Regions from separate parts of the Mus musculus genome. Here region 1 is linked to region 2. A link is a loop called in an ENCODE intact Hi-C map of the cell type or tissue named here. Cell type or tissue: gastrocnemius. All regions are shown on one strand. Each heading gives the region's core, and the rest is flanking DNA. Links, peaks and the distances in the headings are about the cores only.

The links. Peaks named below come from ENCODE experiments on the same cell type or tissue, not always from the same donor. Only the 100,000 strongest peaks of a DNase experiment are listed, where the experiment ranks them.
Region 1: a loop joins it to region 2, with 2.5 times the contacts of the local background. A loop is called at or near these places in 10 of 42 quality-filtered maps.

The regions. Positions count from the first base shown.
Region 1 is chr19:29,304,604-29,319,898 of GRCm38, forward strand. Jak2 (Janus kinase 2) reads left to right here. Exons shown (of 25, transcript NM_008413.4): 23 at 4,992-5,109; 24 at 6,325-6,438; 25 at 7,138-8,492. The coding sequence ends at 7,245. Among named protein-coding and RNA genes, the nearest start is that of Insl6, 13 kb to the right of the region's middle. In gastrocnemius, for the core only: a CTCF peak has its summit at 4,415 (motif pointing right); no DNase peak of the experiment used is centred there.
Region 2 is chr19:29,345,617-29,362,285 of GRCm38, forward strand. Plgrkt (plasminogen receptor, C-terminal lysine transmembrane protein) reads right to left here and starts at 16,255. Exons shown (of 6, transcript NM_026362.2): 1 at 16,181-16,255; 2 at 15,201-15,311; 3 at 12,701-12,787; 4 at 5,428-5,558; 5 at 4,744-4,853; 6 at 3,061-3,389. The coding sequence starts at 12,781. The coding sequence ends at 3,268. Gm52390 (a long non-coding RNA gene) reads left to right here. Exons shown (of 3, transcript XR_003952902.1): 3 at 1,703-2,636. It also overlaps a transcript of Cd274 not described here. In gastrocnemius, for the core only: a CTCF peak has its summit at 9,453 (motif pointing left); DNase peaks (open chromatin) are centred at 9,463 and 10,138; H3K4me3 peaks cover 739 bases; H3K27ac peaks cover 633 bases.

The DNA.
Region 1 (15,295 bases), core at 1-8,000, 47 kb before region 2:
GGATAAGTAACTAAAACGTATACAATGAGCCAGTACTAAAATTATCTATTCTTAGGTGAAAATGTATTTTTTTTCTCACTAGTATTGAAAATAAAGAATAAAACCAACTTGACTTTCAGAAATGGATTTAGTAGCTAATCTGTAGTTACTCTTTTCTCTTCATTTCTGGGAAGAAAAAAACAAAACAGTTTTGAATTAATTAAAATGTTTCTATTGCACTATTGTAGTGATACTTTATTTGAACTGATCTATTCAGAACTTGGAGAAACAGATTGTCACTCATTTCAAATTAAGTACAATGTTTTAATAATACCTTTTATTATATATAATTAAATCAAGTTCAAAAGATTAAGGGTTCTTTGCCTTTAAAAAAAAATTGTTGTTGTTTAGAATAGCCATCCTGTAACCCATCTGCAACACCATACCTATTTACCCCCTGACCCCCAAAAGACTCACTTTCTAACAGAGAAAGTCTTGGCTCAGTTTTCTTCCTGGCCAAGAACTGTCTTTTGTTCAAGTGTGTGTGTGTGTGTGTGTGTGTGTGTGTGTGTGTGTGTGTGTGTGTGTGTGTGTTATGTGAAAACTCAAAGTTAGCATCAGGTTTTCTTTTCTTTTTTTGTTTTTTGTTTTTGTTTTTTCCGAGACAGGGTTTCTCTGTGTAGCCCTGGCTGTCCTGGAACTCACTTTGTAGACCAGACTGGCCTTGAACTCAGAAATCCGCCTGCCTCTGCTGGGATAAAAGGCGTGTGCCACCAAGCCCGGCTAGGTTTTATTTTCTATTCATCTTTCCACTTTAGTTTTTGAGATAAGACTAAACACAGAACTTGCCATTTTTGCCAGCAAGTACCCAGATCTGCCTATTTTCTTGTCCCTCAGTGCTTGGGTTATAGGTTGCTCTCCCTGGCTTTTTACATGAGCTGGGGATCCGAACTCAGTCCTCATGCCTTTTACAGTGATCACCTTACCCACAGAGTCATACCTGCAAGTGAAATATTATTTTTGAAAAACTAGCAGTAGTAGGTCAGTGAAGTGGCTCACCTATAAAGGTGCTTGCTGTATTGACTTGAGTTAATCCCCAGATCCAGGTAGAAAGTGGAAGGAGAGACCCGAATCTTCACGGTTGTCTTCTGACCTCCATAGGCACACATGCTCTGTACACGCATCCCCTTCATGTGCAACGACACAACAGCAAATGCAGACATACTGGTAGGAGCACACAGAAGGTCCAGTGCGTGGTTCCTAGCATCAGCAATCCAGAATCGCAGAGAATATGTGCTTCTGTAGGCGTCATGAAGCCAGTGAGACGTGCTGCAGAGCCCGTCCTGTGTGACGCTCTTTCCTGATGTTTAAATGCATGCCTTAGTTTTCTTTTGGTCATGGTAAAAACCACCAGACAATATAAGCTTTGGCACCTGGCTTCCTGAGTATGTGGAGACATAAGTCCCGAGGGCGGGCAGTTAATATGAACATGAGTAAGACACATTGTTCATCGAGTCTTTCCACATCGTCGTGTTCTTCCATGGAGGAAGGTGGAAGGGCAGCGCCATGCAGCCTGTTCTGGAGTTCCTGACTCTGATTCTCCACTTTCTCTAAGGAGCCCCTTCCTATACTACATTGACCATTGAGTTTCAACACCTGAGTTTTGGAGAGAACACAGTCAAATTCTAGCAAACAAAATTAAGATATGAAAGAAATCACACGCAGTTTTTAACCATAGAAGTTAGTCATGGTTTGTTTTTTTTAAAGCTTGATTTTATTTAAAAATAAATCTTTGTCCTCCTTAATACTTTAATTATTCAAGATGCTGTTTTGCTTTCATCTCTTGGCATGTTCCAGCATGTTTTAGGGGTTGGTACTAAGAGCTTGAGGAAAAGTGCTTCTACTTCAGTATTGAAAAAAAATGTTGGGGCTGGAGAGAGGATGGCTCAGTGGTTAAGAGCACTTAGTGCTCTTCCAGAGGTTCTGAGTTCAATTCCCAGCAACCATGTGGTGGCTCACAACCATCTGTAATGGGATCTGATGCCCTCTTCTGGTGTGTCTAAAGACAGAGACATTGTACTCATGTACATAAAATAAGTCTTTAAAAAGAAAAAGAAATGTTGAAGCAGAATTTCACCCTACAGGGAAGGCGTGTGCTGTTCTTACTACAGATGTCATTTGGGCAGTCTGTGCATATTGGTTACTCTGCAGTAGTCATAGGCTGTGGCCTACGACTGTAATGATAGAGAGAGTAAGCTAGGAGACCACTCTGAAAAGACATGGTGGCTTATTTCACACAGCAGTGAGAGAGTTAAAAATAATTCCTGGGCCAACCAGAGGCTCAGCAGCAGGCCTGAGTTAGGTTCCCCAGGATCTACATGGTGGAAGAAAACATAAACTCGTGGGTTGTCTCTGACCTCCACACATGTGCAAATAAACAAACACATGTACACATAAATACAAAAAATGTAAAATATCTCTAAAAATTCCTAAGAATCCTTTCTTGGGTATAGATTGTGATTCCATTTATTGTATAATCAAAGCCAAACACTCAGCAGGATTTGGGAAGATGGAGTTCTGTTTACCTGCAGGTATTTAATGTGGAAACGAGATATATTAGAGCCAAGAGAATGGACTGTGTTTAGGAGACTTTGGAAGAAGCATGGGCAATATCATCTATAGGAAACACGGTAGCATGAGAGGGAGGGATTAAATGATAGAACTGCAGGAAACTACATTTAGCAGAGAGAAAAGAAATGTTGGCAGAAATACAATTAAGGCCAACCCATTCTCTCAACTCAAAACCCGTCTATGAAAGCAGGAGACAGAAAGGACCTATTGTTGAATAAGGATTAAGTATGTGTGTGCTGTTGCATTTAAACAATCCCCGTGTAATAAGAGATCTCCGAGATGGAAAGAAATCTTACATTTTTCTGTACTCAGGCAGAAACAGCCCACTGCATACACGTTTACTGCATGGCATTATTCCTCCAGTGAAAGGACTGAACCGCACTGCTTGTCACACATAGTTCATCCTAAATCCCCTGGGTGACCGTGTGACTCCCTGCGCCGGGTACTGGTCTCACCATACTGTGACATGGGCTAGCACTTGGAACGAGGCTCTGGCCGACTTGGGTTCCTCCCCTCCCCAAGAAACCAGAAGAAAGGGGCATTGCCACCTTTGATGATGATTTCCAAAAGACAGTTCCTAGGTGGTTGCTAATTATGTTTCTGGATCATAAAACTGACAGTGGCTTTTAAGCAAGAGCATTTCAAAGAGACATAAAATGTACAAGTTCCCTAAATACTACACAAAAAAAGGAGGGAAAAAGTCTTCCTCTTAAGACCCACAGAGAAAAGTGAGCCTTTTCCTGACTTGATTTATCTTTGTCTAAGTAAAAGAGCATTAGGTAATGAATGTACCTGGGGGTTGGCAATATGTAACCAAGAAATTAATTACAAAGAGCGCTTTGCTAAAAACAAAACAAAATAAAAGCCCTAAAACTAGAAAACAAAAACATAAGAACAGGATGGCTGTCATCTCAGTACTTGAGAGGCTAAGGCTGGAATTTGAGCCAAGCTGGGTACATAGAAAAACCTGTCCAGCTTTTTGAAAGGAGGGAGAAAAGCACTTTAGGATATAGGATAATAGCATTGTCTTAAGGAGATTACATTTTGCTAATAGAATAAAAAGCTATTAAAGGCGTGGTGGCACACACCTTTAGTCCCAGCCCTTGGGAGGCAGAGGCAGGTAGATTTCTGAGTTCGAGGCCAGCCTGATCTACAGAGTGAGTTCCAGGACAACCAGGGCTACACAGATAAACCCTGTCTCAAAAAAAAACAAACAAACAAAAAAAAACAAAAAAGCTAAGTACACAGATTCCGTACTGGTTGCATGTTTGTGTAGTACAACTGTAAGTCTAGATGTGCAATAAGCAGCCCGATTAGTGAGCTTGACTACTTAGGGAAGGACTTGTGCAAGTAAAACTTAAATTAGGTTTTGAAGGAAAGGTTAAAGATTAAATAAATGTGTTTTATATATGTGTGTGTGTGTGTGTGTGTGTGTGTGTGGGCACACATACACACACACACACACACACACACACATATACTGGAGCCAAGGTTTCTGTGTAGTCCTGGCTATCCTAGAACTTGACTGGTCTTGAACTCACAGAGAGTGACCTGCCTCTAAGGCTTGTTCATGTTTTCTGTCTAGCCAGTCAAACAGGTCTCTGTAGCTATTTCTATACTAAAGACATGCTTGTCCATGGAACTACAAAACTCATGGTCCACTGCCCACCTCTGACTGGGATACCACTTTCCTGTGGCTTTGTATTTTCTGTGTTCTCTTCCATAATCACTCCCTTTCTGATTTTTTTTTAGATTTATTTATTTATAAACCTTATGTATATAGGTGCTTGTATGTACATTTACACACCAGAAGAGGGCAGCAGACTCCATAGGACTATGGTTATAGATGGTTGTGAACCACCATGTAGGTGCCAGGAATTGAACTCAGGACTTCTGGAAGAGCAGCCAGTGCTCTTAAGCCCTGAGCCATCTCTTCAGCCCCTCCCCTCCTGATTCTCAAGGCTTCAAGTTACATTTCTGGCTAGAAACTATATTTCCTCCACCTATTTTTAATCTGGATTTCTTTAAAAGAACAACTTAAGAGCATCTCGCATTTCAGGTCTTAGAAAAACTTATCATTTAACACCTGGTGTGCCAACAAAAGAAAAACAATGTGTTTAGGTTTTTGTGTGTCAGACGTCTCGGGACCAGGCTTTCTGAATTGTTAGGAGGACCCACTGTCAGCATGTGTCAGATTCATAGCTGTCGTTCATCACTGGGGAGAACAGCAGAGCAAAGGCCAGATGGGAAAGGTCTGTGGAGCAGATAACAGGCCTTCTGTCCCCTTTGTTCCCCTGGGTGTTTGTCATTTGTTTGTTTCCCCCTCCAATATAACGTGTCATTCCATGAAGTAACTCTTCTAAATGATTGCAATATTGCAGGTACGCACCTGAATCCTTGACGGAGAGCAAGTTTTCTGTGGCCTCAGATGTGTGGAGCTTTGGAGTGGTTCTATACGAACTTTTCACATACATCGAGAAGAGTAAAAGTCCACCCGTGGTCAGTGCGCTTCTTAGTGGCGTAGCTCCCCGAGCCCTCTCCTGCTGCTTAACTTTTGTTTTAAGCACAAGAAAGGCATTATCCAAAGATGAGTAACATGTTTACAACCTAGTTTAGGACCCTGTTGTTATTTATTTGGGGACAATATTCAATAATACCCAACAAAATAACTACAAACAACTAAATTCAGTGTATCCTCTTGTCCATTGTCTCTGTGACTGTAACAAAATACATGGTACTGAGTAAATTCATAAAGAAAAGCTTGCAGTTGTGGAGATTGAAACTCCATTATCAAGCCAAGGACCCTTTGGGATCTTTACAACATGGCAGAGAAGCAGAAAGAGAACTAACTGCAAAAACCCATCACAAGGCAAGGCTTCGGCTGAGAGCCAGGAGGGCCAGCATTCTGCTTCCTGTAGAGCAGCTCGCTCTCCCAGGAAGTGGAACCCGCAGGGAGCCTGGTGTTATCCCTTACAGAGCCCATCATTCCAGCGCTGCCAGGGCCCAGGCCTCCAGAACACCTCAGTGGCATCGAAGTTACATTGAGTGTGCCCGTACACTTTAGGAAGCATTGCACAACCTAAAGTAAACTTTTGGAAGTACATATATATTTCTTTCAATATAGGGAAGTATGAAAAAAATAGAAATTATTTTAATGAAATTACTCATAGATAACCATTTTAATATAGTAACATTTTCTTTCAGACTTATATATAAAAATGAAACTTTAGAAAGAAATACCTATTGTTTTATATGACTGAGCTTTGTAGCTTCCTGTGAAGTCCTGTTAATTATTACATCGTTTCATAATATCTCACTTTATCTGTACTTATCTGTACTTACTCACTGCAAGTATGATTTTAGTTATCCAGTACCATTCTGACACAAAGTCGCATATTTCTGGATAATCATTTACCATTTTTATACATAAATAAATACTTTTGTTTGTGGCTATCATGTTAGAAGAAGAGTGTACTTGTTAGTGAGAAGTTATGAGTTAGTAAATCGCTGTTGATTGTTTCAAAAGAAGAGCTGCATCAGGCTATGTATTCACGGCACTGAGAGGGCCGAATAATTCTCTATTCACATTATATATTTAATGAAATATTACCAACCTAATATAAAAATTCTTATATCTATTTTATCCTAATTTGCATTTGTTTTATTAGTGTAGTAATTATTTAGCAAGTCATTTAAAACTGGTTTCTGTTTCAGGAATTTATGCGAATGATTGGCAATGATAAACAAGGGCAAATGATTGTGTTCCATTTGATAGAGCTACTGAAGAGCAACGGAAGATTGCCAAGGCCAGAAGGATGCCCAGATGAGGTAACAAGCTTTAAAGTCATTCATTCATTCTTTTGTGTGTCTATATAATGTGTGTGAGTGTGTGTGTCTCTGTATGCATGTGTAAGAAAAAGGTGTGCGTGTATGTGTGGGTCCATCTATGTATATATGTATGGTTTGTGTGAGTATTTTGAGTGTGTGTGTCTTGGTGTGTGTGTCCTGGAGGTGGGTGTCTTGGTATGGGGGTGGGGGGTTGGGAGGGGAGGTGTGACTACAGGCATACATACCACAGTGCACATTGGGATCAGAGGAAAACCTTCCAGGGTTGGTTCTTGCCTTCTGCCTTGCTGAAACAAACTTTCTGTTGTTTCTACTGCTGCACTAAGCCCACCAGGCTGGTTGGTCCTCATGACTGCCTCTCATGTCTTAGTGCTGGAATTAGAGACTAGTGCTGTTTTGCTGGCTCCTTGCATGGTCCCAGGGACTGACTCTCATTACCAGGCTCTGTGTACAGTCCTGTTTGTCTACTGAGCCATCTCCCTGATCCAACAATTTTTTTAATCCACAGTAATTATCCATTTTCTTTGTTTTATTGAGAACATACACAGATTTCCTTTTCAAGGTATAACCGTAGCATTATTATTGGCCTACGTAAATTAAGATTTCCAAATTCATGTCATCCTGTAACAACCATGGTACTTTGGGTCACTCTCACTTTGGTTTCACTTTTTCACTGTACAGATTTATGTGATCATGACAGAGTGCTGGAACAACAATGTGAGCCAGCGTCCCTCCTTCAGGGACCTTTCCCTTCGGGTGGATCAAATCCGGGACAGTATAGCTGCGTGAAAGAGATGGCCTTCACTCAGAGACCAAGCAGACTTCCAGAACCAGAACAAAGCTCTGTAGCCTTGTGTCTACACATCCTTATCATGATGCTAGCTAGGCAGAAGAAACTGTGACGCCGTCTGCTCAAAGCTTTGGAAACGCCGTGCGTTTGTTTCTACACCATCTGTAAAAACCACTGCTCAAGTCTGGCAGCATGCTTGTGGGCTGATGCATGGAGCTCACCACAGAGTCTCTGCATCTCCTCTGGCAGAAGAAGAAAATAGACAGTTTTCAACTCAGCTTTTTTGAGAAATGGAAAAAATTATAATGTAAATTTTGCAGTGTAGGAAATACACAGAACATACATGTACAGTTTTTACCACGTGGAGTGTATAATACTTTGGCCTCTTGTGTGATTTACATGAGGGCTGATGTTTGTTAATGTTTTCTAATTTTTCCATAGGTGATCTATAATAACTTCATGATACAAATTAAAATGCTCAGAAAATTAAATACCTTTTCTTTCTTGCTCATCTTTGCTGCTCTGTTAGGGCCTGTAGTTCCATGCCACTGTAAATATTTTTCAAAGCAAAAGGAACAAAGGTCTAGTTTTACTTGTATAGGAAATCTTCCTGACCCTAAAGAATTTTGAAATGGGACAATCTTACAAAGACACAGCACAATCTATTTTCTTATTTGTTTTCCTTGTGTTTATGGTAAATGTGTTTTTAAATAGAACTGTCTCCAACTTTTTCTATGACTATAATGAATATAATGAATCCTTTTATAATTTTGAGATTAAGAATGCCAGAAATACTTCCCTCCCTTGAACTGTTAACTGCCAATGAGATGTTTCAATCCCTAAGACTTGTCATTATACATTAAATTGAAGCATAAGCCATACATAATTTGTAAAATGTACAAGCTCTTTAAGATGCTTTCTGGGTTGGAACATGGCCAAAGACTGTGTGAGAGGCCTCCAGGTTTGCCATTACAGCTGTGAGAGAAACGTCCTTTCCTCAGCGTCTCCCAGACAGATGGGAAGGGAAGGGTGTGGGGCACATGCTGTTCATCCCATTCAAGAATACCAGCAGGCGTGTGACGCACATCTCGAGATGAGAAGAGAGAGCGTACATCTTTTCAAAGTATAAATAATTGTTATCATCCTTCGTGCTGCTCCCTCTTAGACAATGTCATGTCAAAAATAAAACAAGATTTTTGTGTGTTATTTATACAAGATTTTAAATATTTGGTAATTTGTTTAAAAATTCTGTTTTCAGTGGTGTGTTCTGTTTTTGAACGTGGACTTAAAGAGTTTTGGTTGCGCTGAAGAGACGAGCCTCTCACATCCTTTGAGAATTTTAGTAGGTAACATATACAGAAACCATCTATGGTGGTGAGACTAGTGGATTTTGTTTTGTTTTGTTTTGTTTTTTAATCTAATATGTATTTTAATGGAAGTCAGATTTATTTTTATGTAATTTCTCAGATCTCAAGGAAGTAAGTGTGTGTGTGTGTGTGTGTGTGAGAGAGAGAGAGAGAGAGAGAGAGAGTTTTTAGTTCTATAGCATCTAGGATAGAAGTAGTGTATCATATAATACAATTGATCTGAGATTTTTGTACTAAAATTTAACATTTTCATAAAAGACTAACATTTACTTATTTTTAAAAATCGTAATATAAACTACATTGTTAGGCTTTTTAAAATATTTGAATTTTACTTTTAAAGAATCTTGCATGCATATTCTTAAGATTGTAGAATGAGATGACAGTCTAACTGTAAAATTCAAAGTTGTGAAAAGACTTCTCATTGAGAGTTCATAATCTTTTTAGTTTTGGTTTGAATGGTACACATAAAGAAATTATTCCCATAGTTAGAACTTAGTGCCACATGAGAAGCAGGTATCAGATGTTTCTTCAAGCTAATATTTCTTAGAAATTAAGCTTTTTTCAGAATTTTATAATTATGTAAATGTCAGATGATGGTATTCTATAATCATTAGATAATCCCATACTATTGTGGGTACTTGGTTTTAGAACAGCAGTTCTCAGCCTTCCTAATGCTGTGGCCCTTTCATGCAGTTCATGTTTTGGTGACCTCCAGCCATAAAGTGATTTTCATGGCTACTTCATAACTAATTTTTCTGCTGCTATGAATAACACTGTAAATATCTGTACTTTCCGATGGTCGTAGGAGACCCCTGTGAGGTGGCCATTCCTCTCCCAGAGGGGCTGCGACCCACAGGTTGAGAACCACTCCTTTAGAAATAAAAATTTGTGATATTTTTATATATATATATATATATATATACACACACACACTGCTGGTAGCACTGCAAAATTTACTCTAGCAAAGTGCCGTCTTACAGTCCTAATTTTCCTCCTGAAAGTGAATTTTTTTACAGTTGTAACTTCTGGTAAATATTTAAGTTCTAACTAAACAATTTTATTACATAATAGAGATGAGGAAATACCTACATTTCTACATCTGAGGAGCCCCCCCCCCCCGAACCTGGGGTGGACTGTGTGCTCCATGTATTGTCATAGTAACTACATTATTGGACCTTTAGCATGCTCTCACAAGATTGGAAGGTTGCTGTAATCGTATTATAGGTTATTTTCCTTTGTGTAATCACCTAGACCATCACACTTGTATATATAGATGAAACTGTCTCATAAACTCAAGTGAATGGTGGTGTTTATAGCTTTTTGCTGGATAGTGGTGTATCTCAGTGTTGGGGTACCTATAGTTTTGGATTGCATTACCGTTATGACTTAAGGTGTTGAATCTTTTTTTCCAGTGTATATTTGACCATTTACATTTTATGTTTTGAGAACTTTCTGTTGGGTTCTTGCCTGGATCATAGAATTTGTACATAGGTCTGAATTGTTTATCAGAAATAAGGTTCTCCTGATGCAATCTTTGGATCCTTAGGGTATTGGGTCATGGAATCTGTACACCGGTCTTTCTATTTCTATTCCTTTTGCTATCATTTTATTCTATCTCTTGCTTGCTTACTCTGGTTAAGCATTTAATCTTGGATAAGGGTAGGAATTGATGCCCTTGTCATATTTATGATTTTAGAGGACATGCTATCAGTTTTCCACTATTCAGTATAAATAGGGATATATTGCCTTTCATATTAAGGCATGATCACTCTGTTTCAGGTGTCTTCAGGGCTTTTATCAAAGAAGTTGGATTTTGTCACTTTTTATCCACTTATTGTGCTTAAAGTATTATATGTATATTTACCTATATAGGTATAGGTGTGTGTGTGCGCTCGTGCATACAATGCACCATATGTCCCTGGTGATCCCAGGGTCTAGAAGAAAGTGTCATATCCTCTAGAACTGGAGTTATAGAGAGTTTCATGGCAACATGTGGGAACTAGGTATTGAACCTAGATTCTCTGTATGAGCAGCAAGTAGTCTTAACCACTGATCCTATATTGTGATTTTAAATGTTTTATTAATTATTTGATAATTATATACAGTATATTTTGATCAAATTCATCCTTAAGTCTCTCTTACCATCCTTGCCCCCTTATTCTTCTCCCAAGTCCAGGTTGTATTGCCCAACTACACCTGGAGTGTGGTAAACCTACCAGGGGCTACATCATTAAACTTCTTCCTCTTTCAACAGCTATCGAGTGCTAATAGCTCCTCAGCTTGTAGTGGAAATACCATGCCCACCTCTATGCTAGGATTTTATCTGGCTTGAACTTGTGCAAGTCTTGTGTATGTGTTGATAATCACCATGAGTTCGTATGTGCATTTGCCCTGTTGTGTTGGGAGAATACTTTTTTTTTATTCAGTATGTATTGACCAGTTGAGGATTTCTGTGTTAACTGTCATCTATAGAAAGAGGAAACTTCTCTTATGAGGTCAGAGAGATGTACTGATTCGTGCACATAGCAATAAGTTATTAGAAGTTATTTTAATACTATGCTCATTTAGCAAAGAAACAGTGGTAGGTTCTCCTTTAGGGCCTAAAGCCTATTTAGCTGAGTCTTCTTGGCCCTGTTAACAGTACTATTGATGGGTCCTATCTCATGGAGTGGACTAATCTAATCAGAAGGTGGTTGGTTGCTCCTGTAACATTTGTGCCATTATTGCACTAGTGGATTTATCTTGTCAGGACAGTTGTTTTTGTAATTTGTAGGAGTCACAGCAGGGTGAGTCTAATGGTTTTCCCCCCTCTGGTAGCATGGATATCACCTTCCAGAACCATCAAACTTCGCAGAGATGAAGCCTCCGTTTGAGTACATGCTTGATGTCTCAGTGTTCACAGTTCAACATGTAGAGTTCAACATGTAAGAGCAACAGGATCTTATTGTCAGGCTGTGGAGGCGCACAGTGATTCATGGGTGGCTGCTTTGAAACAGAGGAGGGAATCCCCTGTGGGTTTGATATATAAAATGCAGAGTCCGTCGTTGCATCCTAAGGCAAGGACTGGTACGTGTGAACCTTAAGAAGTACCACCCACAGAGGGAGAACTACAGACTCACAGAAGGAGCTGGGCTACAGTGGGCACCCAGATGTGTCTGTCTTACTGACCAACATCAGTTGTAGCCATCAGCGGAGTGTTCACACGTGCCAAAAGAGCTAGATCAATGGTCTGTGCTGGAGAAATGCTCAGAGACTAGACTCCAGCAAGATGAGTACTGAAGTAAGTAAGGGTTGACCGTGGCTTTGAGATCCTGAAACTTAAACTTGGCATGAGAAAATCAGTCTCAGAACAGTAATAAGACAAGCGAAGAAAATAAAAAGGATACAAATAGGAAAGAATAAAAAATAGTCTCTATTTGCTTATGGCATTATACTATACTTAGAAGAACGTCTGGTTTCTACAAGAAAAGTCTAGAATCTGATAAGTGCTTTCAGGCAAAGTTTCATTATTTAATACCATAATACACAGGTCAGTAGCTTTTCTATGTACCAACAATAAGCTGGCTGATAAAGAAATGAAAAATATCTATTCATAATAGCTTCACAAAAATAACGATATCCATGAATAAATCTAATGAACGGGATTAAAGATCTCTGTAATAAAATAAGACACAAAAATGGGAATTGAAGAAGACACTAGATGATGGAAATGTCTTCTCTGCTGCTGTATTGACAGAATATTGTGAAGGTGGGTACAGTATCAAAATTAGTCACATATTCAATGCAATTACCTTCAAGATCTCAAAAACATTACTCAAAGAGCTTGGAAGAAAACTCACATTCATATGGAAACACAAAGCTAAGAGAACACTGTTGGATAGCATGGTGCCTAATCTCAAGTTATACTACAGAGCAATAGTGACAAAGATAGCAGGGTCCCAACACGGAGCCAGACGTGTGCACCACGGGACAGAGAAAAGAACCCAGAAATAAACCCCCACAGCTGTAAGCACTGCTTATAACAAAGGAGAAAAAAAATCAGAGCAAGGGAACACACCTCTTTCAACAATGGGTGCTGGGGAAACTGGCATTGGTACATAGAAGAATGAGCCTAGATCCATATCTCTCACTTTGCACAAATACCAAGTCAAAATGGAACAAGGACCTAACTGTAAAGCCTTAGTCACTGCAACTGCCAGAGAAAACACAACAAAATGCAGGCTTAGGCAAGTGAGTTATGGTAGCACAGTGAATACCCCAAGAGTCTGGAATTGGGAAATTAAAACAAACAAAACCTACATAGCAAACAAGACTAGCAGCATAGTGAAAAGACAGCATACACAATTGAAGGGAATCTTTGCTAGGTATATATCCGATAGTAAAATATTCAAGACACACAAACTGCCATGATTAAGCAACACAAAAATATGTATTGAATCAATGAATATGCTAATACCCTGAATAGACAGGTCTCAAGAGAAGAAACAAAGTGGACAATAAATAGTTTTTAAAGGTGGTCAACATCGTTAGTCATTAGGGAAATGCTGAGTAAAACTACACCAAGATACTTTCTCGTCCCTGTCAAGAATGGCTAATGTCACAAAAGCACTGCCAGTGTGTGAACACTGCCAAGGACGTGGGGAAGGAGGAATCCTTAGTCATTGTAAGTGGTGATATAAATGAGCACGGCCAATGTGGCCATCAACATGGTTTCTCAAAAAAACCTAAAAAAGATCAACCAGTGAGTGTAGTGGTGCATGCCTTTAATCCCAACACTGGAGAGTCAGAGACGGGTGGATCTCAATGAGTTTGAGGCCAACCTGGTCTACATGGTAAGATCCAGGCCAGCCAGGGCTACATAGTGAGACCCTGTGTGGATTGTTGGAGGAAGTGTATCACTATCAGGGTGGGCAATGAGACCCTTCTCCTAACCACGTGGGAGCCATTTCTTCTAGCTGCCTTCAGATGAAGATGTAGAACTCTCAGCTCCTCCTGTACCATGCCAGCATGGATGCTGCCATGCTCCCACCTTGATGATAATGAGCCTGTAAGCCAGCTCCAATTAAATGTTGTCCTTATAAGAGTTGCCTTGGTCATGATGTCTCTTCACAGCAGTAAAATCCTAACTAAGTCAGAAGTTGGTATCAGGAACCAGTGGTATGGCTGTGATAGGCCTGACCATGTTCTTGTTTGAGTGATGTGGATTTGGGGACTTTGTAAAGTGGTGCGACTTAATGGGCCCTATTACCAGAAGCATGGAAGACAGTGTTCCTGAGTGTGTTTTGAAAGGCAGGGACCTAACTCAAGAGGTTTCAGAGGAGTAGACTTTTAGTATGCAGTCTAGAGATATTTTTGGTAATATTTTGGTGAAGAACGTGGCTGCTTTTTCCCATTGTCCGAAGAGTCTGCCTGAGGCGAAGGTAAAGGAATTTAGATTAATTGCTTTGACAAAGGAAGTCTAAACCCAGCCTGCTATAAATTCTGTTGTGTGATTACTAAAGTTCACTCTTTTTTAAAAAATCTATTTTTATTTTTAATTGGATATTTTATTTGCTTATATTTCAAATATTATCCCCTTTCCTGGCTTCCCCTCTGCAAGCTCCCTATCCCATCCCCCCCTTACCCTGCTTCTATGAGGGTGATCCCCTAACCATCTACCCAATCCCACCTCACTGCCCTAGCATTCCTCTACACTGGGGCATCAAGCCTTCATAGGACCAAGGGCCTCCCCTCCCATTGATGCCAGATAAGGCCCCTTCAGCTCCTTCAGTCCTTCCCCTAACTCCTCCATTGGCGTCCCTGTGCTCCGTCCAATAGTCGGCTAGTCAGCTATGAGCATCCACATCTGTATTGGTCAGGCTCTGGCAGAGCCTCTCAGGAGACAGCTGTATCAGGTTCTTATTAGCAAGCATTTCTTGGCATCAGCAATAGTGCCTGGGTTTGGTGTCTGCATGTGAGATGGATCCCCAGGTGGGGCAGTCTCTGGATGGCCTTTCCTTCTGTCTCTGTCCACTCTTTGTCCCTTCAGATAGGAGCAACTCTGGGTTAAAATTTTGCAGATGGGTGGGTGGCTCAACCAGGGGGCCATGTCTAATATCTGGATATGGTCTCAACACGTTCTCCTTCCTCTTTGTGGAGTATTTCAGCTAATGTCATCCCTGCGGGGTCCTGGGAGCCTCTTGGCATCTGGGACCTTCTCTCTGACCAGTTCTTCTACCTTGTTTGTGCATTCATCTACGCTGCTGCTGCTGCTGCTGCTGCTGCTAAATTCCTTTCCTGATATCAGAACCCAACTTCTTCAAGCTTCCAGTATAGACGAGTTTGGAATGAAGACCAGTGCCTCTCTAGGAATCCTCTAAGCCTTCAGTGCCAGACTGGGCTGCTGAGGCATCTGGCATTGTGGTCTCAGCTCTCCAATGTAAAGACCGCCATTGTTGGACCACCCTGATGGAACTCTGTAAGCCAATCCAATAAATACCTTTTCAACAGATAGTCATTCTATTGGTTCGGTTCCTCTATAGAACCACAACCATATAATTGAATGCTAATTTTAAAAATAAAAATTACTTTTTTTGATTACTGCAGGGACTTCTGCTTCCTCCGGCTAAAGACTTGACGAAAAGATCTCTTTAAAAATGATTCTTCACTCAGCACCACTGAATAGGATAGGAAGAGCAGGGGC
Region 2 (16,669 bases), core at 5,924-13,923:
AGCTATTTTATTTAAAGGAGACTTGGCCAGAACAGGTCTCTCATTAAAAAATAAGAACAAAAAAATGACACAGAAGAATGGAGGTTATGCAGTGAATAGTAACTGAAGCAATTCCAGTAATGGGTACCAAAAGTGCTCAGAGAAAGCTGTTCTAACTGAAGTTATCCCTGCCTTATGCGTCTAAACAGAAAGGGAGTGAATGTGGCAGACAGCGCTGAGTCAGCATCTAAGACTTCTGGCGGCGTTCGATGCTTAATTACAATAGCAGAATCCAGCAGAAAATTTATAATAGAAAAACTTTGATGTTCTTCTTTGATCTTAGACCAGTGTTTCTCAACCTGTGGGTCATGACCCCTGGGAGGGAGGTCGAATGACCTTTTCATAGAGGTCATATATCAGATATCCTGCACATCAAATATTTACCTTATGATTCATAACAGTAGCAAAGTTGCAGTTATGAAATAGCAACAAAATAATTCTATGGCTGGGGGTCACCACGACATGAGAAACTGTATTCAAGGGTTGCAGCATTGGGAAAGTTGAGAACCACTGATTTAGATGTTGTCTCATACTGATGGAAATCTGATGTAAAAACATTCAGATTTTTGGAAGTACGTACAGTTCTGCTATTTAGGTGGTGTTTATGCTTAGAACAACAAAGTCACGGCAGTGGGGATACATGTATGTGTGTGTGCGTCAGAAGAGACCACACTCTCTTAGCTTATAAAAACGAACTGGCTTGTGAGAGAATCCCACTATGGTCCCTGGCAGCTATGCATGGCCTGTCGACTAATGGAAGCATTCGAGTGAGCCCCTCCCCTCACAGCTCCCCCTCAGCCCTCTTCTTGACTTTTAGACCTCTCAGATTGTCCATGTACACACATTTCTGGGCCTTGTGTTCTGCCTGTATATAACCCAGGAACTGCTCTAGCCTTCAACAGTCACTAGGCTAACCAAAGTAGGTATTTGAAAAAAAAAATATATATATATATATATATCAGTGGAGATACTGAAAGTGCCAGACACTGCTTTCTACACTTTGGTAGTGTGCACTGTCTTCCTGAAGTCTCCTGCGGGTACCCACAAGGCTAAAGCCAAAGGAACATTTCCAATCCTCTTACAGAATAGACACTTTCCTCCCCACCCCCCAAGGGCAGGAAACACCACAATGTTTGAGAAACAGTCTGTATTTAATAAGGATTTCTCAGCAAGAGCCTACTCCTTTCTCAGAATGGCAGAACAGAAAAGAAAAAAAAAAAACCTGTGTTCTGGTGAGAGTGACTAGAATACCCATTCACATTTGGATATTCATGTGTTGGAATTGTTGAAATCTATACAACATGTCAACTAGATGGCTGACATTTGAATCGTATCGGTTGCAGAGGTTTTGAAATTTGACGTCTGTGAGTGAATACACATATGTACTATATATGATATCATATGAAGTTTGTCTCTATATCTGTCTGACTCCTCTGTGTGTGTGTGTGTGTCTTTCCAGGCTAGGAATTGAACCCTGGGCCCCATACACAGTAGCCAAGTACTCTATCACCAAACTCCTTGCCCAGCCCAATTTTGACAGTCTGACTCTGTCCCTTGTCTATTCTCTTCTAACCCACGTACTTTTTGGTTTTGGTTTTGTGAGAGTCTCATGTCATCCAGGTTGGTCTTGAACTCACTACATATTTTTGCCTTACTCTGCCAGCATGTCTCCGGAAGTGGAAAGCCACCTGCTAAGTGTCCCACCCCAACTTTGTCTCCGACCATTGGCAGAACCATCGAGTGTGGTTTCCGTGAGTCTCTAAATGTTTGTTCATAAAGCAACTTCAGCTTTCTCTCGCCTTTCATGCTCTCTCATGTTTTATTACCTCATTTTTCTTGAAGCCACACAAAAGGCTGTAATAATAAGCTAGCTAAGAGACTGTAACTGATTCAGTATTGGGAATTTAATAAAAGTTGTAATTAAGATGCACTAAATATTTAATTAACATAAATGACTAAGATAATGAAGAGTTACAGATGAAATGTTTGTCAATTCAGTAAAAGGATAGTGTAATAGGAAAAAGGGAAGTTTTGAATAATCAAGTCTAAGGCCATTTGAACCAGGTTTTAACATAGCTGTGCTTAAAGGCAGTTGTTTAGACCGGCTTTGGGTTTTGTCTCTCTGTACATGGAGAAGACTCTTATAGGAGTAGCTGTTTGAATGTGAGTTATTAATGAACTCTACCTCAAGACCAGGAGCCAGCAGGAAGGGTCTGACAGTCATAGAGCGCCACGGGCCTGGGTGGGTTGCACAGCGGCTAAATGTTCTGTAAGGTCTTTAGCGACACAGCTTTGAAGTTATACCTGCTGAACACTGGTGTTCGAAAGCTCACATAGCAGAATAATTCTAAATTTAAAACTCTTGATGAACCATTTTGGACACCAATAACACACTAGTATTATGAGATTGTGTGTGTGTGTGTCTGTGACAGAATCTTGTTACACTGCTCAGCCTAGTTTCAAACTTAAGAACTTCCTGCCCTAGCCTCCTGATTTGTTGATATTATGGTATATTCCATTGTGCCTGGATCCATCAGATGAAATCACCATCTCTTTCCTCTATAATTTCTTCTATCTATCTATCTATCTATCTATCTATCTATCTATCTATCTATCTATCTATCCATCTATCTATCTATCTATTTATCTATCTATCATCAATTGGTTGATTGGTTGTTTAAGGCTATCATATATGTATACAATGAAATAAAATCAACCCATTTCCCTCCTCACACTCCCTACTGACCCCCATTTATATCTCTCAACTTCATCGGCTCTTCCTCCCCCTCCTCCCCTCCCCCTCCCCCTCCTCCAAACGTTGTAGTTCACGGTGTACTGGTCGCTCTTCTTTTGTGTGAGACAGGACACAACAGCAGATGCCTGGGAGCACTGAATACCGAGGACAGTCTGTCTCACAGGACCTCAAGCAGCAGGACATTGGGGTCAAATTCAGAACAACACAATTTATTAATTTTGCCCTTGGATATTTATAAAACACACATACACACGAGAAATTTGAATGCTGTTTAGAATACTGCCATGATTTGGTGGAGTGTTAGAAATTTTATTTTAAAATAGTTCAACAAATTCATTTTGAATTTTAATATTCTAAAATAAAAATGCATCATATCAAAATCTTGATCATTTAAAAAACTGTAAACACCATGATTCAAGCCAACAACTTTGTGCTTTTGAGACACGATATGTGCTCTGAGGATAACTGTGACTTCATTTGTCTGAGAAGAGTTTACTCTGCTCCCTTCTGGCTTTCTCAAGGCTTTCAAAGGTGATCAGTCCTTTTGGCAGCTCCAGCTTCGTCTTTTCTGTTTCCAATATGTCCTCAGCTTCACCTTAAGTAAAATGCAGACACAGGTAAGCTGATGAAGACGTCCTAAGGGTTCCCTAAGAGGACCTGGTTGCTGATCCAGGGACACACGGTGGGGACTGGATCCATGACCTTAAATCTCAGAGTTGAGCACCCATCTGACTCAGGAGAAGGAATACACCACTCAGGGGAAGCACATTACATGCTTATATTCTATCACTCAGGAGGAAAGACAAGACGATCATGAGTTCAAGGTCAGCCTAGGCCACACAGGGAGACTGTGTCTCAGAAATAGTACACAAAAGAAAAGATAAATACATGAGGCGATCACTATAATTACCTTGATCTGACCAATATACCACACACACACAAACAACTGAGAATTGACACTAAAAATGAATAAGTTGTCTGCAAAAGGAAGAATACTTATAGAAGTCATTAGAATTCTTTCCCAAAGGTTTAAAATGTCAGCGTTTTCCAATCCCTGGCCCAGATGATCAGCAGAAGGACAAGGTTAATCCTTGACTTGGCATGTCGCCAGTTTCCACAATGTAAATACTCCTCACCTGACCAATCACAAGCCACCAATGAGTGATGCTGGTTTTTTGTCGCATCTGTATGCTGCGTCTACATTTGCATAATGCAGATACAATTGATACAAGTAATTTATGATTATACCGAATAGAAAAATAATTTAAAACAGATGAGTTCTGCGTATTTAATGCTTTTTTGTTTTAAACGAAATTTAGTGTTTATTATAATTTAATTATCAGTCTGTAGGCTTATACCTATTTTATTTAATTACAAATAAATAAATAAACCTATTTTGTTTAATTTTTAAAAAAACAAGTGTTCCCCATATCCATCATGCAAAATTTCTAAACATTTAGCAGTCAGTTTTTATGAGCTAGTAAAAGCTGACTCCATGCCACTGAAGAGATGCTGGTTGTCTGGATTGTAGGAAAATGGTCCTATCAGAATCCACATTAGTCAAAGATTTATAAGGAGGGTGTGTGTGTGTGTGTGTGTGTGTGTGCTGCGCGTGCGTGGGTGCATGTATACATTCATGTGTGTGTACTTGCGTGAGGAGGCCTGAGGTTAGCCATCAGTATCCTCAGATGTTATCTCTGTGTTTGCTTTTGTGCATGACACAAGATCTCAGACTAGCCAGGAGCCCCAGAGATCTGTGTCTCTGCCTCCCGTGGACTGAGATTACAAACCTGTACCGTCACACCTGGCTTTTTCACATGGGTACTAGAGACTGAACTGAGGCCCTCCTGCTTGAAGAGTGAGCGCATTACCAACTGAGCCATCTCTCAGCCCCAGTCCTGAACCACAGATGAATTACGACACAGCGGCTCTAGTTGAGGAAGACCTACTTTTCATTCTCTGTAGGAGAGTTCCGTAGCCCAGGTCATACTGGTAGGTGAAGATGAAGCTTAGCGGGACTATAGGAACGAGAAAGGCTGGCTTCTTTCGCTTTAGTGCTCTGTTCCAGAAACAAAACAATAAATATCAAATATAACCTGCAAATACATATCTTATCCTTGTTAAAATAAAAAAAAAAACCTTTGGAAGAATGTATTCTATCTCGTAGGCTATTTAATTCATCTGAGCCTTCGATAGAAATTGAACAATTGAATTTCTTTGTCCAACAAATCTTGCCAGATTTTTTTGGCTCTCAAGGGGAGGGTCTATGACTTGTCAATCTTCCTTTGACCTCAAGGCTTAGATTCCTCCTTTGAAAGCAGACAATGATTGAGAGCTACTATGATTGAGTTCTGCCTCTGGGATGAGCACAGAGGCCATCCATCTTGGTGTCAAGTGAGCTCTCTTTAACTTATAGGCGAGAGAAATAGACAAAAGGAACGTCAGGAACTGAAGACACGATGAGCTGTTACTGCTCTGGTTCTACAGAGGGGTAAGCTACGGGAGCTTCCTTTGTTTATATAATACTCAGGGTTCGAAACTCAAAGGCCTACTCCAGCCAACTTAATGAGTGCTACGACCATGGCAAAGGCTTTGTTATTTCAGAAACTCTTCAAGTAAATTGTAAAGCATACCCAGTTGCTAAAGAGATGGTTGCAATGCCAAAAAACGTTCCAAAATATTTGAGGAATTCCCGAGACCAGGCGATCTGCATAGCCATTTGCCTTTCTCTCATCTCATTCTGCATGGTCAGATGCCTTTCCAGCTAAGCACAAAAGACAAAAGGGCAGTTAGTCACCTGCCACCTTGGAACCGTGTCACATCTGCTTTCCCTCCTTCCTTTGTTCTGAGGCAGTTTTCTTTTGTTTAAATCACAATAGATTTTCACTAGGTTTCCTGAACAGCTCTGTGCAACTGTACCTTTGGCAGTGACAATTCCTTCCAATGTGCCCTGCTCGCTGAGGTCTTGACTGTATGGCTAAGGATCCAAGTCAGGGCTATGTTCCCTGGCTTCTCTGTTTTGTGTGAAGAAAGATTTCTGGGTCACTAAACACGCACTGTGCTGCCCTCCATTCATGTTGCCTTCCAAATGCACCCACTACAAACTGAAATGCCAGGTCTTCATACAGTGATGGAGGGATGTCAATAGAGATTTTTGTTTGTCACATGTTTTGTCTTGTGGCACTTCAATCAGTGCCTTTCTTGGCTTTGAACAGCCCAAACTACAGGACACAATACCTGGTTGGATTTAAAAAAAAAAACGAAAAGAAAAAAGAAAAATCACGGAGCAGTAGCAAAATAAAATGTAAGCCCCTCTTTCTTCAGAGAGAAACTGCTTCTTCTTGTCTTTTAAATTCTAAAACCCCGACAGCACACATCATCAGCAAAGCTAAGAAACAGAAAGCTAGAGTTTGTGATGGAAGAAACATAACGTGACTCAGTTTCTCGTCGTGTCCTCGTTCTACCGTGGCAGGAACTGAGAGAGGAAAATGCGTTTTGGTGTAAGGATAAGGCTTAGCCACGTGGCCTCTCCTGGGAGTTGTAGTACAGGAGCATACTAAGTAAACCCCAGGTGGGGCTGGAGAATCCCTAAACAGAGAGGATTCTGGGAGGGGGGAATCCAAAGTAGAGAGACAATGGTTGCAAGGCAGATCTGGGCTCAGGCAGGCCTGAGAGAGACAGTTGGGTTCATCTCAGCTACATAAGTGTCCACATGGTTCCCTTTCCCATGAAAAGGTTTACAGGGGATAGCTAAAAATTAGAAGGAGGTAGCATACCAGAATGCTACACTCATAGCAGAGACTTGGGCAGAGAATATGAGCCAGAGATAGCTGGAGAAGATAACTGGGTCTCAAGGACCCACAGCATTGAAGAGTGTAGAAGTCATGGCCAGACTCCCCTCTGGAGCACGGTCAATGTCCTCAGAGCAGATCACCTCATGTTTCCTAGGAGTCATTAGAGAAGCTCCCCTCAATCAGAGAAGCCTCCTCTAATGCCTGTACCACCTGCGGTCGCCTAGGTCAAACCAAGATTGGAGAAGGAGAAAGAGCAAGAAGCAATTGAGCCACTTTGTCTTGCCCAAATTGCCTTGATCAGTAGAAGCTGAGACTCATTTTGAGTTCTGTTAAAGATACATCATATGACTTTGTACACATGAATAGTGAGTGTGTAAAACCTATCCTTGCTAGACTACTTTTTTTTCCAAACTCATATACCAATGCATATCTTCCAAAGTGATATAAATACAGTAATTAATAATCTGTGTTCCTATGAAAAGGCATCTAAATCAAAACAAGATCCAGGCACGTTCAACATCTGTGTCCTGAGCTGTAAACATCTGTGGAGCTCTTCAAGGTCCCAGTAGCCATACTAACATATCAAAAGAATTATTCAGAATATTAACTGGAAGGTTAGGTCAGCATAAGTTTAGTTTAGTGTTTTTCAGGGCATTTAGGTAGTTCTAGTATGCAGCCAGGATTAAGAACTACTGTCTAAACGAACTACCACAGGATACATTTTTCTCTTTATCCCCAATAAAGCATCACATAGTTATCAGTCTAAAAGTGATGACAAGGAACTCTCCAAGGCAGAAGCAGAAAGGTTTCTAAAGATCTTTCTAAAGATCATAAACAGGATGATGCTGGGGTGGACACAGAACACGCTGTCCTTGTCACAGGAATAAACTTTATGGTAAAGAGTGAACTCAGCGTATCAAAATGTATAAGTCAGCCAAGAACTCAGAGGATGCCCCAGGTGAGATGAGACTGTGACAAGATCCCGGGACTGCATGACATGACAAACACACAGTGTGCAGAAGGGGAAAGGAGCCATCAAACTGTGCAGAAGTCGTTGTCTTTATAACGACTGGACTCAAACACAGTTGTAAAGCTCTCTCTCTCACAGGATAAGAGTTCTGCACCAGGCTTGGGAGGGTATGACCGTCCTTCTCGAACTCAAGAAGAGACACAGAAAGAAGAATTGTGAATTTGAGGCCACGTTGGGCTACATTGCCACCCTGTCTCAAAGGACAGCAACAACAACAACAACAATGACAACAGCAACAATGATTCACCTGGGGTTGGAAATCTGGGATTAGCGTCATGCTGCAACAAAGGAGACACAGGGCAGTGGGAGTCTTAGTAAGGAGGCATCAGAGAGACCTCATGGATCAGGTGGGAGGGAGGAAGAAGAAAGGTAATGACGTAATCTCTCGTTCTACCGTAGTTTTAAAAACTTTGAGGTCTTCATGTTCAAAAATTTTGAAACAAATGAAACTTGAAGTTAACGTTTTTCTTTTGGAAAAATATAACTGAAAATTATGTCTTAGTAGTATTTGGCATCTAAACAATGTTTAATGATTGAAAAACTAAAGTATACCCATATGTAGCAAACTCATGTCTCTAAAGGTATAATTATTATAAGAAGTAACCGCCTAAACCAATAGCTAGAGTCGTCAAATATTCTAAACAAAACCTAACAATAAACCTAAAACTAACATCAGTTTTCCTAATAGATTTAAAAGTGTGCTCATTAAACATGATCTAAATATTTTTTCTTCTAAGAAAAGTTCTACATAAACTACTTGAACCATGTCAGAACAGACAGAGAGCAAAGGTCTCAACCCCATGTTTCCATGTTTATTCCATTAACTAGCTGACATCGGTTCACTGCCAGGACTAAGTGTTAACTGAATATGTGGCCTTTAGAAAAGCCCCTGCCATTCTGTAGTCATCAGACATACTAATATACATCGTTCTTGGTTCTTAACACAGTACTGAACTCATTGGCTGCCATCTTTACCCTGTTCAAGAATGTGTGATCCCTTGAGAGAAGAAATTACCAAGGCATTTTAGCACTTGATAAGCACACTACAGAAATTCACATAAACCGCTGACCATCGTAATGTCTAAAACGGTGTGTCTGGAAGTGTTTTTTATTATTTTCACATTAGGAACTGCTTCTGTAACTGTGACCCCATGACCAAAAAACAATGTTAGAAGGACAGGATTTATTTCATTTTCCAGGTTGCAATCCATCATGGAGGGAAGTCAGGTCTAGAACTCAAGGCTGGAACCTGGAGGTAGGGACCATGTGGAAAACACTATTTTCTAGCCAGGAGCTCCTATCCAGCTAGCTTCCTTATGCAGCCCAGACTTACCTGCCTAGGAATGGCGCTGCCCACAGTGGGCTGAGCGCTCCCTTATCACTCGTTAGTCAAGACAATCTCTCACAGACATGATTCAATCTAACTGAAGTAGTTCTTCAACTGAAATTCCCTCTTTTCAGGTGGCTCCAATAAAAATTAACCAGGGTCAGAACACTACATCTTCCATGTGCAAAATGCAATCTCACTAAAAACTAAGAGAATCTATATTACCTTAACTTTTCAGCACACAGACAGCCTGGGCTCTCATGTTTGGTTGGATTTTGTTTTTCTCTCATGTTGTTCCCTGAACACAGCAAATGACAAACTTTTGCTGCCCACTAATCTTTGCATTACCATACTGCTCTCTGTCTACAGTCCCACTGCATAACTAGGGCAGACATCTGTATATTTCTTTCTCTGTGTTAGGTTTCCCCTTTCCAGCCTACATCATAAAATCAGGATTCTTTCCAGGTTTTGCGGTGTTATAAAGTTGTTTGTGTGCCATCTAGTGGCACTGTGAAGAACTGCACTGTATAGCTCCTCAGTAACGGAAGTTAGAAGAAGCAGTTTCTACCGGAAAACTAAAAATTGACGGTAATATCGTTGTAACTACTAATGTGAGTCCCTTCCATCTTATACACCCCCTCCCTCTTCCTCCCCCACCCCCCACCCCCAGCAGTACTGACCCCAGAACCATGTGCATGCTGGGCAAAAATGCTCTACCACTTAACCGTAGCCTCAAGCCTTGTATGAAATTCTCAAAAACCATCTTTTTTTTTTTTTTTAAGGAAAATAAAAACAAAACTTTTTGTGGTTCTTGAGGAGGGAAACAAAGGCCTTGTCATAATAATCACCGAACATCTGCAAAAATGTCTAAACTCCTGAAACTATGTAGGTAGCGACCCTACAACACTTAGGATGCATTCTTTTCATGGAAGAAGGGCTGAATTTAACCAATGAGGTCGGTTTGCAAAGTTTGCAGTGAGGATAGGAGCCTGATGCAATTCAGATACTGCCGTGCACACAGATAAGTGTGCAGTGAAATTGACGCGCCATTCTGTACAAAAACCTCATGGTGACCAAAATCTCTCCCACTCATGACCTCTCTGATGCTCCTGGCAGGGCTTAGAGAAATAGGGAGAAAAGCAGAAAATTGCAGTTGAGCTGCACGGAGCTCCTTGCTCGATGCACCAGCGCCCCCTTCTGGACGCAGGTTCCAAGTGCTTCCCTCTTTAGTTTGCTAAAGCTGCATACCGGCCACCACTGCGCCTCCCTCACCCCCCAAAAAACAGAGACCACGATCTGGCTAGTTTAAACGATAGGAAAAAAAAAGAGAGAGGGTTTTTGTTTGTTTGTTTTTGTTTTTGTCTCAGTTCTGGAATCTAGAAATCAAAAAAATCAATGTATTTGATTCCTGGACAAGCTGTGAGGAGATCTCTGTCACTGGCTTGTAAATGACATATTTGGGGCACATGATTAAATTTCCTCTTAAAAGTCAACAACATATCAGATTAATACCCACCCTAAGGATTTATTTTAACTTGATCACCTCTGTAAAGACCCAGTCTCCAAATGAAGTCATATTGGGGTTGGGTTTCCAGCATACAAGTTGTTGAGGGGATTTCACACCAGCCAGTAACTGATGGTAAGTAATTTGGTGAGTTTTTGTTTAAAATAACCTTTGTTCTGTGGAAGCTACGTGAGCCTCAGGTGTGACATGTCCACTGTAGAGTCGGGAATCCAAGATAGGACAAATAGAACGTCTGTCTGCTGGAAAACGAAGGTAGTGTGTTGGAAGGTACAACTGGAGCCGTTCTCTTGCCTCTGGCCAGTCAGGTGACCACCAAGGACCTTGAACATTCTGTACATTCTTGATGGGTAGGTCAAAAAAAAAAAAAAAGCAAGGCCCTAGCTACCGGAGCTGAGCGATCTCTTGCTTTCGTGCCAGTGAACAACCCTGGGGCATGAAACGAAGCAAACGCCTCCACACTCCTCCTGTTCATGGTTCCTCACAGAAGCAGTAGATTCCCGACACTCAGTGTTCCCCATACCTGACCCACATCCACAGAGTGCATGGGCTTTGAGTAGCAGGAGGAAGTGACATCGGTACTTAGCTCACACTGCTTCCGTGCAGTGACGGACTCCTCTGGTGTAGGAGTCTCTGGTTTTCTGTAACTTCCAAGAGGAATAAAGAGGAATAGAATCCTCAGATCTTCACAGATCCTGAGGTCATGTAGTCTGATATAAGAATGAAACTCTTGTAGTTTCCACCCACACGCCATTCTTATTTCTGAGATACTGGGCTGATTCCTAACCTATACGTCTCCTCTGGCCATTGCTCCATTACAGTAAGACTTGCCCATTCTTTCCCTTTTCCCCAAAGGAACCATTATCCCACACCGAAACTTAAGTTTTTAACATCAGTGGGGTATGGTGGTACATACCAATACTCCTATTACTGAAGAGACAGACAGGAGGACTACAAGCTCAAGGCCATCTTAGACTACATAACCAGCTTGAAGCTAGCCTGGGCTATATGAAACCCTAACACTTAAAAAATATTTTTAATAGCAATGATAGCAACACCTAATATAAGCAAGAGGCATTATAGTACACATTCTATATAATGTACATTCTATATAATGTGCATAATTTTTACTTCTTGGAGCATCTCGGAAGTGTGTATTGCCTCTAGGGTACAGACCAGGAGACCGAGGACCGGTCATGTGCACAGTCAGGATGCTATGAATTGATTCATCCGGGTGTCTAGGTTATCTCTCACTTGTACTGCCCAAGAGTAGGGCTTTCTACTCTTAGAGCCATAACAGACCACAGGGGCCTCATCATGACCATTGTCTAAAACCTTAGCAAAACAATTTAGGTCGAACATTTTAACATTCAGCTGTGTAATATTTTAAAATACTTTGACAGCTTATATTAGATAATTCAGCAATCTGTTCGACTTTTTTTTTTCTAAACATCTACTGTACAATCCAAGGTCAAGTACCACAGTCTATAACAGTTTCCTAGTGCAGCTTTAACAAGTTATGATCAATGGTTAAAGGGCCAAAACGGGCTGGCGAGGCTCTGTCTCTCTGTTTCTTTGGCTTTTCCAGCTTATTAAGGTTGCCTGCATTTTTTGGCCCATGGCCCTGGTTCTCTCCATCTTCAAAGCCAGTAGAGTGCTTCTCAGGTTATGACTATGTTTAAGACTTTTATGGGTAACAGTATAACATCTAATTCTCTCTCTCTCTCTCTCTCTCTCTCTCTCTCTCTCTCTCTTTCTCTCTCTCTCTCTCTCTCTCTCTCTCTCTCACACACACACACACACACACACACACACACACACACACACACACGTTCTTATAAAGGTCCTGGAAGTTACAATGGATCCATGTTGATAATCCATGATAACACTTCTTTAGATGAACACATTGTAAATTCCCTTTCCATGTAAGGCATCATATTCCTAATATACTCACAGGTTTTAGGAGTTCAGAATGCCTCGAGGAAGAGCCATATTCTGTTCATAATATACTCTAAGCAATTACCTAGTGGTATAGAAATTTTGGCTCAAGTATCTGGATTGGAGACATGGGCTGTTCACCAGTTATTTGGTCATCCACTTCACCTTGTCTTTGAGGATGGAGCCCAGGAGCGTCTTAATTAGGAGTCAAAGGGAGTCGAAGAGACTGTGCCTCTAGAGCACCATTCTAGAAACTTAACAGGATTAGGAACATGGCATCTTAACTAGCACATACCTGAAGCCGAGCATGCGTAACCATGAACTCCTGTTGGTTTTTCATGTTTTCGTTCATAGATTTCGAGAATATAAACCCCATCTTGACCTAAAGTGGAAAATGCAAGGCATATTTAAATAACAGACTCTGTGCATCCTTATACAGGCTCTGGACTCCTATCAACTGGGATGAGAGAGAGAGAGAGAGAGAGAGAGAGATGACCTAGGGAACAGTGTAAATTCTATGTAGCTGTCTACCCTCAGGCATACTTCTTACCCAGCCTGAGCATCCTTCTCTCAGCCAAGAACAGCTGACTGAAATGATTTCCCATCTCTCCCTGCTCTGTGAACACACAGTGCCACGTTACCTCGGTTTTCCCTTCTATAAGTCTAATGTGATTCACCTTCATACCAGCTGTTCTGACAGACAGGAAGACCATGCATCTGAGGATGTGAGTTCAGAACTGTCGTCTGTCCCTCTTGACCTTGTGTCTTAAGATGTAAGTGTCTTAGGGTCAATTCTTCAGTATTTCTCCTGACGTCTCATGCTCCCCTCCTTCTCTGACACAGGTCTCATCCTCTTGCAGCTGATTTCCCCCTAGCCAGTTTTCTCCAGCCTCGCCTTCATTCTCTCCACGTTACCGAGGCTCTCAAAAGGGCAGGGTGAGGATGCTCACACGCCTTTGCAAATGGATCCCCAGGAATGGGAAGTTTGTGTGAGTGTATATATTCATTCATGTGCGTGAGTGCAGGTGGGTGTGTGCCACAGCGCTCCTCCAGGTCAGAGGGTAACCCTGGGTATTGTTCTGCACGTTCCACCTTGTTTGAGACAGTCTTTCCGGAATGTTCCTCTTAGCTGTGTACCCCAGGCTAGCTGGTCGGGAGCGTCCAGGGATCCTCCTGTGTCTGCCTCTCATCTCACCACTGCAATTACAGATGTGTGCCTCTGTGCCCAGGTCGTCATTGATGTGCAAGCTTTCAGCACAGGTCTTCATGATTGCATGGCAAGTGCTTTACCCACCAAGCCATCTCCTCAGCCCAGAAATGGAGTTTTAAAATGACCACATGGTAGAGTTTCTCCATTATTTCCAATGGAAGTTATAGCACAATAAGCTCATTGCAAGTTGGAAATACCATTGAGAGAAAACTGCATTTATTACACCGAATATACACCGAACATTGTGGTTTATCTTAGCCGATGTTACTGTTCTCAGAAACACTTAGGTTAGCCTGAAGAAGTACAGACCTTTTTTTTTATAATAATATGCTCAATATAGTTCATTGAATTTTACAGTAAAATTAAAAAATAGAATGGCTGTTTTGTTTTACTAGCCTGGGACATGAATTCAAATTTTGATTTTCTTTCCCCTTATGATCTATATCGCCTTTTTTACCATCATTTCCTTAAAAACTGACTTGAGCCACCCTCTACATCAGGCATGGCCTTGTTATTTAGGTATAACAGCTACCCCAGAGGGCTATAAACTATGGGTAAGAACTCCTAACTTTGTTCTAAATATAACTGAGTATGTTCAGAGAAACACTTTGGTTAGTTATTGGTTTTTCAGAAGACCATAAGGCCCGGGGGGGGGGGGCGGGGGGGCGTGTCACAACATCTCCACTCTCTTCAGTGCTGTCTTAGGCTGTTAAATACCTTTCCACCACAGCAGCCCGTCTCAATGCTTCACAGCCAGGATTTATGTATAATCTGAGGAAATCCCGGACAACAGTTATTTCCACAGCTTTCCTCATAAGGAAATCCCTGGGTTTAGAGTAACCTAGCAGATGAGCATGGAGAACAGGGGTAGTTCGAATCAGTTGGGATGGTTACCCTGTTAGTCGGGCTCCAGGGGAGTATGAACTGACAGCCTGGTTTCAATGATTTCCGTGTATTCTGACAAAGACGAAGATCGCACCCTGGAATTAAGCAGCCCTTGAGCCAATCAGCTGCGAGGCTGAGCAGAGGCTGAACTACTTCCCAGGAAGGAAGAGAGAGCCTTCCACAGCCCTGGGACATCATGATTCCTCCTGACTCTCACTGTCCCACTTAGCACCCTACCAGCAGCGGCAGAGGGCACTCATCGTGGAGGGGTCTCTAGCCGTTTGCTCTCTTATCTAAGTATTGGCAGCTCACATGAGTCATTTCCAGCTGAGCCTGCAGGAGAAGTGTTATCATCCATCATGATAGTCTCTGTGGCTTCTATTTCACACAAATAATTGCACAAAATAAGGAATGCTTGACAGAAGATCAACCTTGTCAGGCTGCTCAACATCCTTTAGTTTTCTTTTGCATGTCGGAGCAGACGGTTGAATTTTTACATCTGCTGCAAGCATCTTCAAACATCTTCAAAGAAACCGACTGTTTTCTAGTACACACACACACACACACACACTCTCCCCTCAGTCCCTTGGCCTAAGGGGGTTAGCTCTCCATCCCTTGAAGTGGTCGGACAATCTTTCAGTCAATCGTCTAGAGAAGAGAAGAGAAACACTTTGAAAAGCTAGCTAGGATTTAGGCTTACCTCCTTCTGGGCCTTGCTCTCTTGGACTTGGACTTTGGATGTGTCGGGGGAAATCTCAGGTACACGGTTAAATATAGAAGGCAAACAGGAGTGTCCCTCTGGAGATCTCACCTGCCAATGAGCATGCCACACCCTGTAACTTCACCCTTGAACAGTGTTTCCAACCTCTTCTGACCATACCTAACAAAGCCATGTTGCACTCTTTCCTTAGGATGTCCCAAATACCTCCAAATGTCTCTCTCCCAGAGACACGATATTATCAGCGATAAGTAAGCGTGGCCCCAAACTGACTTATTACAGGCAACACAGACAACCACCATGTCCTATAGGATGGAGGATACAGATGTGAGTCCAGGCTGCTCCTGGATTTTTGTTTGTTTGTTTGTTTTGGGTTGAGGATGGGGAGGCAGGCGTGTCTCCTGTTCCAAGAGGCCATGATTCAAATTACTCTGGAAAGGCGTGTTGGGAAGGGTGTCCTGATTGTACAGATCCCAGACAGACTTTCCCTGGTCATCCTTGGAACCTGGATTCCATTTAGAAGGAAAGAAATTCTACACGATTTCTGTCATCCAGATTTCTTCCCTGATTTAGTACCAGAATTTTTGGCTAGTCACAACATCACTATCATTCTCAATAACTCTTCCAAACCAAGTCCCCTAGCAGGAAGCACATAACCTCTGGGGGTGTTTTGTTTTGTTTCCACTCTCGCTCTGTTGAGCCAGTTTAGCGTCATATAGGTATTTCCCTAAAGGAATTCCATTTTCCTGTCCATTGCACTCTGCAGTCTTGTCCCAACTTGGTGACAATGGTACAGAGAGATCACACTCACAGAACTGGGTTGGCAATACCTGTCAGCCTCGGAGGCATCAGCAAGAACCCAGAGCCCTGGCCTTCCCTGCCCAGCCAGAGCTGCAGCTGTGCGGGACCGTGCGACGGAGCCGACCCCTCCCTCCCAGGTGTCTGTGACCCGAAACACTCACGCGACACGGTGCGGGGACGGTGACCGCAGCAGAGGCCTCTAGCCAGAGCTCCAGAGCGATCAGCGCAGGGACAGTACCTTGCTTCGGCAGAGCCCCAGGATTGGTTGGCTATGACAGTGGATCACGAGCTTCAACCAATCAGCGTGGCCTTTGGCTCCCTTAAGCGCTCGGGTGCCCGCGGAGGCCTGGGGTGTTCTTCCGGTGCAGGCGCCTGGAGCCGGGAGGTGGGCGGGGCGGGACAGAACCGCAAATTCCAACCTGCATGGTCTTGTAAGGTGCGTGATTTTGAGGGAAGGCCCAAGGAAGCAGCGTGGAAATGTTTCAAGTCCTCGGAGTCCGGTGCCTCAAAAACAAAACAAAAACAACAACAAAACCCATCACCAAATCTCGCTTAAAGGTAACCAGGGAACAAAAGCAGACAGTGACCAGAATTTCCGTATTTCCCTATGCGTTTTCCATATTTCGTACTCCTACCAGAATTGTCTGTCT